Regions from separate parts of the Homo sapiens genome. Here all the other regions are linked to region 1. Evidence: chromatin contacts called from ENCODE Hi-C or POLR2A ChIA-PET data. All regions are on one chromosome and are shown on one strand. Each heading gives the region's core, a stretch centred on a gene start or an enhancer-like site at or near the end of the contact. The rest is flanking DNA. Distances are from core to core; before and after follow the strand shown.

Region 1 (2,635 bases), core at 52-2,551:
TGGCTTTTTCATAAGTACCCTTTCTGTCCCCTCACAACAATCCAGCGTGGAACCAACCATATAGCCCTTAATCAATGAATTATAGAGGACCTTTAGTGAGTTACATGACATCTTGGGAGGAGGGAGGAGATAGAATGGAGAAGGGGATGGGATTGAAATTTATAGAGCCTCTGTTGCATGCCAGGCAGAGTACAAGGCACTTTACATGTAACATCTACAGTATACTTAATGCCCACTATGCATCCAGCATGCTATGCAAGTTCTTATTTAATTCTTACTGCTGGACCATGTTACTCAATTTCAGGAGTTGTGCAATATGGCGCCCATGTTCATAACCATCATGTAACACAGATATCATGAGTACTATTGTACAGGTGAGGAGTGTGGGCTTCCAAGAAGCATTAACTCTGTCAAGTTTCCATAGCTAGATTTGCAGAAACGTAATATTTGCCCTGGTCTTTTTGACTCCATGGCCGTGGTCTTTTTTTCTCACTTTACCACAAAACAAATCTATTTCAAATATTTGATGATAAGATATGTAGAAGCCAGGAATGAGGAAGCCAGTGCTCATACCCAATATGGTATGGAGTAAGAAAGGAATGGGTGGACACAGGATGACACATTCCACTCCAGTTGCGCTTCTCAAGGGAGATACTATTGACATACTTCTCCTGGACAATTTTTTTTATCATGTGGGAATGTTCTGTGCATGACAGGATATTTTGTATCCTTAGTTTTTGCCCAGTAAATGCCAGGAGTGCTCTTTCTCTTCTTGACACCCCCAAAGTAAATACTCTCAGACATTTCCAAATTTCCCTAGAGGAATAATACCACTATAGATCAAATTGCCTCCTTGAGTGATTTCCTAAACCCCCTTTAGGTTTAGTTGTCAATAATTCTGTGTAGAAATGAATGAATGGATGAATGGTCAGGACTAATTGCAGGCACAGACTGCTTTTGTAAAGGCAGGTTTAGATGGGATATTCCTGTGGCCTTGGATTACTTAGATCACTGGGGACTTAGGACAATGCCCAAATAGAAGTGTGATGACCCAGATGTGAGACAAAGGACCCAGAAGGCAAACATCATCTGCTCTTCAGTTTACCTCTAACCAGACCCTTTCCTGGTGCTTTCAAGGCTGCGAAATGAAGATTCTGCCTGCTCAATGACAGCCCCAAGTGGGAACAGAGGGAGGGAGGGAGGGAGGGAGGGGCAGCAGCCTCACTGTAGTAAAGTGGAATGCCATCGCCCTCCACGCTAATGCAAACCAGCTGCCGGCCGGCCCCAGCTTGCGATAGAACAGGCGGAATTCTTGGACACTGAGTTATTCTTAGAAGCATGTGCGCAGTCCCCTGGCAGGGCTCACTGTGAACCGGCCATTGCCAGCCCCCTGTCAGGATGCTGTGCCAGCAGACTCAAGAGTGATTGTTCTCGCTTATGAAAAATAACTTTGGGATTTTAATTTCAAATTACCCACAGAGATGGGGCTGGATATGGAGAATATGGTGCTAAGGGCAGAGAGGAGAGTGAGACAAAGGACAGGGAGGACAGGGAACATCACCCATTCATTCGCAAATACATATTAAGTATCTGCTATGTGCAGATACTGGGGTTCTCATCACACCCAGACTTCCATTTGAACTGGGTGGACACAGGTGAACAGTTGTCTAGACCCTGAGAGTGAACACTCCCACGTGCTTTTAGATTCTGTTGATTGAGTGCTTTTTGTGTGCCAGGCTCTTTACATCAGGGATCTCACTTAGTCTTCACAGTAGCACTGTGAAGTGAGCAGCATTGCTCCTGTTTTACAGGAAACTGAGTGTTGGAGAAAGAATCTGCCTAAGGCTTCACAGCTATCAAGTGGCCGAGCCAGGATTTGAACTCTGGCCAGCAGGCTTCTGCCTTCACGCCTGTGTTGAGCACCAACTGTATGCCAAGGTCGAGTTAGACATCGAGATTGTGAAGCCAAATAAAGGGGCTGAATCTTAGCCCTTAAGTCTCTCTGTTGAACTGTCTATGGGAGCGACAGGCATATGACAAGGAATTATAATAACGGGGTTTGTAAAGCAGGAGATCAGAACTATGGATAAGCTCCACTGGAATGTGGCAGGGCCAGCAATCAAAGAGGAGGGAATAGTTGGGTGTTATGTAGGGAAGGCGATGGAAAAAGGGCACTTCAAGCAGAGAAGCAGCATGGGCGATGGTCTGTGGGCCGGCAGGTGCAATGGGCTTAGTGGAGCTGCAGCACAGGATACACTGAGGGGATAGGAGATGAGATGACTGGAAAGGCGAGCAGGACCTGATGGTAAAGAGCCTCGTGGGACAGACCTAAGAGCTGGAACTTTGTCCTGGAGGAACTGAAGACTCCTCTGTCCAATCGTTTAGCCACTTGCTCATTTAGTGTATATTTATTGAGCACTCACAGTATGCCAGGCATTCTACATGTAAATAATTTTAAGCAGGAAACAGGTGCATGAGTTTTACTTTAGAAAAAAAAATTCCTATGTGGAAAGTCATTAAGGGGCCTCCATGGTGGCCCAGGTAAAAGATGATCCAGGAATGACCAGTGATAGCAGCTGGGAGTTTAGAGACATACATGAGATGTCCACTTGACACACATAGGGGATGAAGTGAA
Region 2 (2,635 bases), core at 83-2,582, 39 kb after region 1:
ATATGATGTGTCCCGCTTAATGTTCCTTCTTCCTGGGATTCTCCAAATCTTCAGTAAAGATAAAATTCTTGAAGCAAGAAGAATTTCTGTAGAACCAGAGAAAACATTGACTCATGGGTCGGTGGCATCCCAGGTGACCTAGGAGTGGGTGGGCCAAAGAAACATGAAGAGCCCACCTGTCAGCTGCCTGCAGGGACTGTGGAGATGCCTTGGTTCCCATGAAAGGTGACGAGTGTAGTTTCTGATGAGTTCAATGCCATTTCTTTTGCAGAGTGGCTTGGGGGAACCCAGATGGCATCTGGGATAGATTTCTCATCCTGTCTGAGAGATTCTTGGGGAAGAATGCTAAAATCCTTCCTTTTAGTTCCTCTGGTTCGATGCCTAGCACAGCAATTGTTGATTTAAATAGAGATACTGAGGCAGGTGGTGATTTCTTTGCAGGGGAGTACGTGCTACCAGACAGTTTGTTTCTCCTACTTAGTATTACATAACGTGCTCTTTCTCCCATTTTTATATATGATCCTCACAGTGAGCATGGATGAGAGACTTTGTATACAGAGAAAGAAAATGGGACTCACAGAGGGTGAATGACTTCCTGAAGATCGCACAGTTAGAAAGTGGCAGAGCTGGGACTTAAATCCAGAGTTCCTGGCTGCAAATCTAGTGCTTGGTCAGTCTTCCATACCAGGCAGACTCCTGAGTTCTTATACATCAAGTAAGGCTGAACTGGGAGAATCTGGGAAGCTGGATTGCAGTGCCCTCTCTATTAACTCCCAAAGGAAAATGATATAATTTGAGAGTATGAGCTGATGCTAGGACTCTCTCTTCTTTCTTACATTATCTTCATGGAACATTTTGGTCATGTACAGATACGAAAGAGTCCCCAGAATGTCTTCCAAAGGAATTTCAGGACCCTAAAGCCTGGAAGCATCAGAAAACATTAGTCATCTGGATCACTGAACCAGAGCACTGCTTTGAAATGTAAAGGATTCCTGCATGAATGTCCACTCCACCCAGAAGACCGTCATTGTTGCTGGTAGGGTGTAATCTACAATTTGTGGCCTTCACCATTGTGTCATGCATTGATTCCTACATCAAGAGCCACGTGGGGTACATGTCATTTTCCTTCTCTTTACAAATGAGAAAATGAGGCTCAGATTAAATTACTTGCCCACGTTCATGCAGCTAGTAATGGAGAGATGTGGAATACAAAGCCATATTATTTCTTAATTCAAATGCTGTGTTCTCAGCCACGATGCTATCATGCCTGCAAGTAGACATTTGCTGATTGAATGGAGTTGAATCACACTACAGGAGTGAGTGTGGATAAGAGCCAAGTGTCTAGTACAGACAGAAATGTGCAGGAGTAGAGAGAAGGGTGGATTGCCGGGAGAAAGTGTGGCACTGCCATCAGACTGTAGGTGGCCTCGCCATTGGGTCAAGCAAGTATTTGGTGCTGGGGAGTATGGAGGGGGCACACGGGCCTTCTCAGGCAGCCCAAGAAGGACGAGGCCTTATAGGAAAACTGACTTAAGATGAACCCTGCCAGAAAGGGCCACTCCGTCACCAGCCTTGTCTGAGGTCATATTTCAAAGACTGGCTCAGGGCCACTGGCTGGGGTGCAGGGCTGTGAGATCATGGCTGAGCAATCTGACTTTTAAAAAATATAAGGACCAACTTGGGAGTTTTATCGCAGTTCTGCGTTCTGCCGCCCAGGCATGAAGTCAGCTGGCCTGCTTGTGACAGGGAGCATTTCACTTGTAATTAGCTGGTTTTTTTTTTTTTTTTTTTTAATATTCTGCCTAAACTGCGGTGTGGTGTGAGTGAGCCCGCTCCCTTGGAGCTGCCCCACAGCGGTAGCGGAGGTGAGTCATGGCCATAAAATCTGGAAAGCTCGTAGGGGGATGGAGGGCGGTGGAGAAATATAAATTATTGTGATCGTCTTTCAGGAGCGCTCGAGTTAATTATTGTACTTTCGCCAGCTGCGTTGTGCCTTCATCAATGCCGAGCCAGAAGTGATGGTTTTAGTGGGGAAAGAGTCGTTCTTTAATGGGGCAGAGGCCCACGAAGCCCTGTGTTCTTTTGAGGGAGGTTGGGTGCATGAAATTCCCAGCACCAGCTGGAACCTGTGCGGATTTGCTCTGAGACACTTGGGTGTGAGCAGCGTCACGTTTTCTTTATTTTTCTAAAGCAAATAAATCTGGCTTCGTTCTCCACCTGCCAGGGCTGGCAGGCAACCCATTCTTAGTTATGTCTTTTTTGATGGGGCAGGGGGGGCAGTGAGGGGTTCTTTCTTTCTTTTTTGGGGGCATAAGGAAGCCCTGGGAATTAGGTAATTCAGCAAGATCTAAAGGCACCTTCCTGGCCTTGGGTCCACTATGAAGAAATAATTGCTCATTGCCTGCAAAGTACCATTTTGAAGGGGCTCCTCATCTTCCTCTATCCCAACCCTGGGCCAGGGGGTCTGGGAAGAGGCTCCCACAGCTTGTGACCTTGTGTTATCCCTAGGCCCAAGCTTCATTATCCACTATCTGGTGCCGTAGGTCTCCACTATCAGAGACTTTTAAACCACGGTTTCTTCCCCAATCTCAAGGAAAACACATAACATCTCAGTTTGAGTCACCTCTCCTCTGTC
Region 3 (2,635 bases), core at 40-2,539, 38 kb before region 1:
CCCTTGAAGGGCCCTCTAATTAAGTCTTTGGGGAGGCAGTGCAGCACAGTGGTTGCAACCACAGTCTCTGGAGTCCGAAGGCCTGGGTTGAAATTTGGGCTGCAGCACTGACGACCTACAACTCCCTGGTGGAGTCTTTAGTTCTCTATCCTTGGTGATATGGTTTGGCTGTGTCCCCACCCAAATCTCATCTTGAATTATAATTCCCATAATTCCCTTGTGTTGTGGAGCGACCCAGTGGGAGATAATTGAATCATGGGGACGATTTCTCCCATACTGTTCTCATGGTAGTGAATAAGTCTCATGAAATCTGATGGTTTTATAAGCAGAAACCCCTTTCACTTGGCTCTCTCTCTTTGCCTGCTGCCATCCACATAAGACGTGACTTGCTCCTCCTTGCCTTCTGTCATGATTGTGAGGCCTCCCCAGCCATGTGGACCTGTAAGTCCATTAAACCTGTTTTTCTTCCCAGTCTGGGGTACGTCTTTATCAGCAGTGTGAAAACAGACTAATACACTTGGTTACCTTGTCTATAAAATAACGATCCAAAGGCAACCTGGTTGATTGGGTTGTCATATCAGCTAAGACAATGCAGAAAAATAGTACCATGCATGATACCCAATTAACCCAATAGCAAATAAGTAAGCACGATGCTGCTGGCTGTGGCTTGCATACTGTAGCTGAGCCGAAGTAGAGTCTCTGAGCAAGGAGGGCACCATGGAACATGTTCTTCTGGGAGTCCCGCTCAGAAAGCAAAGCTGGGTGAGTGTGCAAGGTCGTTGTGGTGCTGCCAAGTCATTGTGGAGCCTCGCTAGCATATCTTGGCTTAAAGGAGTAGGGATTTCTTAATAAATCAGGTGTTTCTTGTAGACACTCCCCACCCCCAGCAGTGCTGGAATGTGCAGAGGATGTTTTGAATGTGTCACCACTGATAGTTACATGCCGTCCTGTTGCAGTGCGTTTCCAGGAGCTAAACCAAGGCCAGGGTCAGGGAGCCCAGCTTTGTGGCAGCGGATGATACATTCCTCTGAAATACACCAACTCCTTGAGAGCTTCCTTCAATTATACTGCCCCGCGTGAGTTTGCACACCCTCACACACAATTGGCTTTCCTCTCTTAGGAGTTTGGGATATTTCAAGGCTTGCTAATCAGCTGTGTTTATTAGATAGCCTTTGTTTTCCCCTTCTAAGACAGGAAGCTCATTAGAAACAAGCACAAACTATCAACTTTCAACCCAGAGTTGAAAATGTTCCCTGAGAATTGGGGATATTTTTCAAGGGAGTCATATTCAGAGGCACAGCCCAACTCACGGTAGCTAAGCTGACAAGTAGGCTCTAGGTAATCCACATTCCAAGGATTTTGAGGTTCCCATGAGATGAATGCTTTCCCTCCATGATTATACCTTGCAGCTAGAAATATAAGGAAAAGCTGGGGCAAACTATAATACAGCAGGTAGTGACAATGGCCCTGGAGCCAGATGAAATGGGCTCATGTTCTGGCTTAGCCATTTACTAATTATGTGACCTTGGGCAAGTCACTGACCTTCAAATTCCTCATCCTTAAATAGGGGTAGGCCGGGAGGGTGACTCACGTCTGTAATCTCAGCACTTTGGGATCCTGAGGTGGGTGGATTGCTTGAGCACAGAAGTTAGAGACCAGCCTGGGCAACATAATGAGACCCCGTCTCTATAAAAAATTTTTTTAAAATCAGCTGGGTGTGTGATGGTGTGCACCTGTGGTCCCAGCTACTTAGGGGTCTGAGTCAGGAGGATTGCTTGAGCCTGGGAGTTTGAGACTGCTATGAACTATGATTGAGCCACTATACTTCAGCCTGGGTGACAGAGTGAGACCCTGTCTGAAAAAAAAACAAGGGTGGTACTACCCACTTCATAGGATTATTGTGAGCTTTACGTGAAGGCCTTACGTGATTGTTAGTTATTATTATTTATAGTAGCTTTCATTTATTCATTCATTCCTTTACTCAACTGATACTGATTTGGTACTTTCTATGTGCCAGGTGTTGTGTTTGGTGTAGGAACTATGTAATAAAATGAGTTCTTGTCCCTGCTCTTGAAGAGGTCACCACTCAATGAGAGAGACAACATGTACACAGGTTTTATGAAGCAGTGTGAACAATGCATGCAACAGGCTTTGGGAGCACAGTGGAGGGACACCTAGCTCTAGTTGATGGTGGTTGTGGTAGTGATAGCCCAAGTGTACCACGATGGAAGTAATAATGATGGTGATGATGAGGATGTTGGTCATGCTGGTAATGGTTTGCTTGTAAGGATGGTAGTAATGATGGGGACTATGAGATGGTGGTGATGGTTGTGGTAGTAATGATTCCAGCATGATGTCATAATGATGACAGAGACATTTAGATTGGTGATAGTGGTGGCCATGATGGTGGTGACAGTGGTGATGGTTTACCATGAGGATGGTAGTGAAGATGGCATTGCTGCTGATAGTGGTGATGGTGGCCATACAATGGTAATCAAGATGTCAGTAACAGGATTGTAGTCAAGATGGTAGTAAACAATACAGTGGTGATGGTGATGGTGAGGGTGGCAATGGTGGTATTAATGTTTTGAGAAAGGATGGTACTAGAGATGGTACAGATGATGGTGACAGTGTG

The links. A loop is a pair of places that touch in the nucleus more often than their neighbours do. ChIA-PET counts read pairs that join two places held with the same protein, here RNA polymerase II (POLR2A). Pooled maps may share reads with other maps.
Region 2: a map of ascending aorta shows a loop between it and region 1 (3-fold over the local background). The contact joins two enhancer-like sites. A Hi-C loop is called at or near these places in 2 of 168 maps with a recorded cell type or tissue (ascending aorta and transverse colon) and 5 of 50 pooled maps. POLR2A ChIA-PET finds 5 or more read pairs at or near these places in 3 of 52 experiments (A549, H1 and RWPE1).
Region 3: a map of gastrocnemius medialis shows a loop between it and region 1 (1.9-fold over the local background). The contact joins two enhancer-like sites. A Hi-C loop is called at or near these places in 1 of 168 maps with a recorded cell type or tissue (gastrocnemius medialis). POLR2A ChIA-PET finds 5 or more read pairs at or near these places in 5 of 52 experiments (AG04450, Caco-2, IMR-90 and 2 more).

What each region holds. Positions count from the first base shown.
Region 1 is chr12:105,522,035-105,524,669 of GRCh38, forward strand. The region is part of intron 3 of LOC105369958 (a long non-coding RNA gene); the gene reads left to right. Among named protein-coding and RNA genes, the nearest start is that of CASC18, 180 kb to the right of the region's middle. Within about 2 kb of position 1,302, at least 4 of the 41 ENCODE cell types and tissues checked have a DNase peak (open chromatin) inside an H3K27ac peak, as active enhancers do; they include ascending aorta, where a contact is called at or near this core.
Region 2 is chr12:105,560,724-105,563,358 of GRCh38, forward strand. It overlaps LOC124903006 (a long non-coding RNA gene), which reads left to right. Exons shown (of 2, transcript XR_007063439.1): 1 at 1-1,036. Among named protein-coding and RNA genes, the nearest start is that of CASC18, 140 kb to the right of the region's middle. RefSeq lists an enhancer at 976-1,755. Within about 2 kb of position 1,333, at least 15 of the 41 ENCODE cell types and tissues checked have a DNase peak (open chromatin) inside an H3K27ac peak, as active enhancers do; they include ascending aorta, where a contact is called at or near this core.
Region 3 is chr12:105,484,547-105,487,181 of GRCh38, forward strand. No RefSeq gene overlaps it. Among named protein-coding and RNA genes, the nearest start is that of C12orf75, 160 kb to the left of the region's middle. Within about 2 kb of position 1,290, at least 6 of the 41 ENCODE cell types and tissues checked have a DNase peak (open chromatin) inside an H3K27ac peak, as active enhancers do.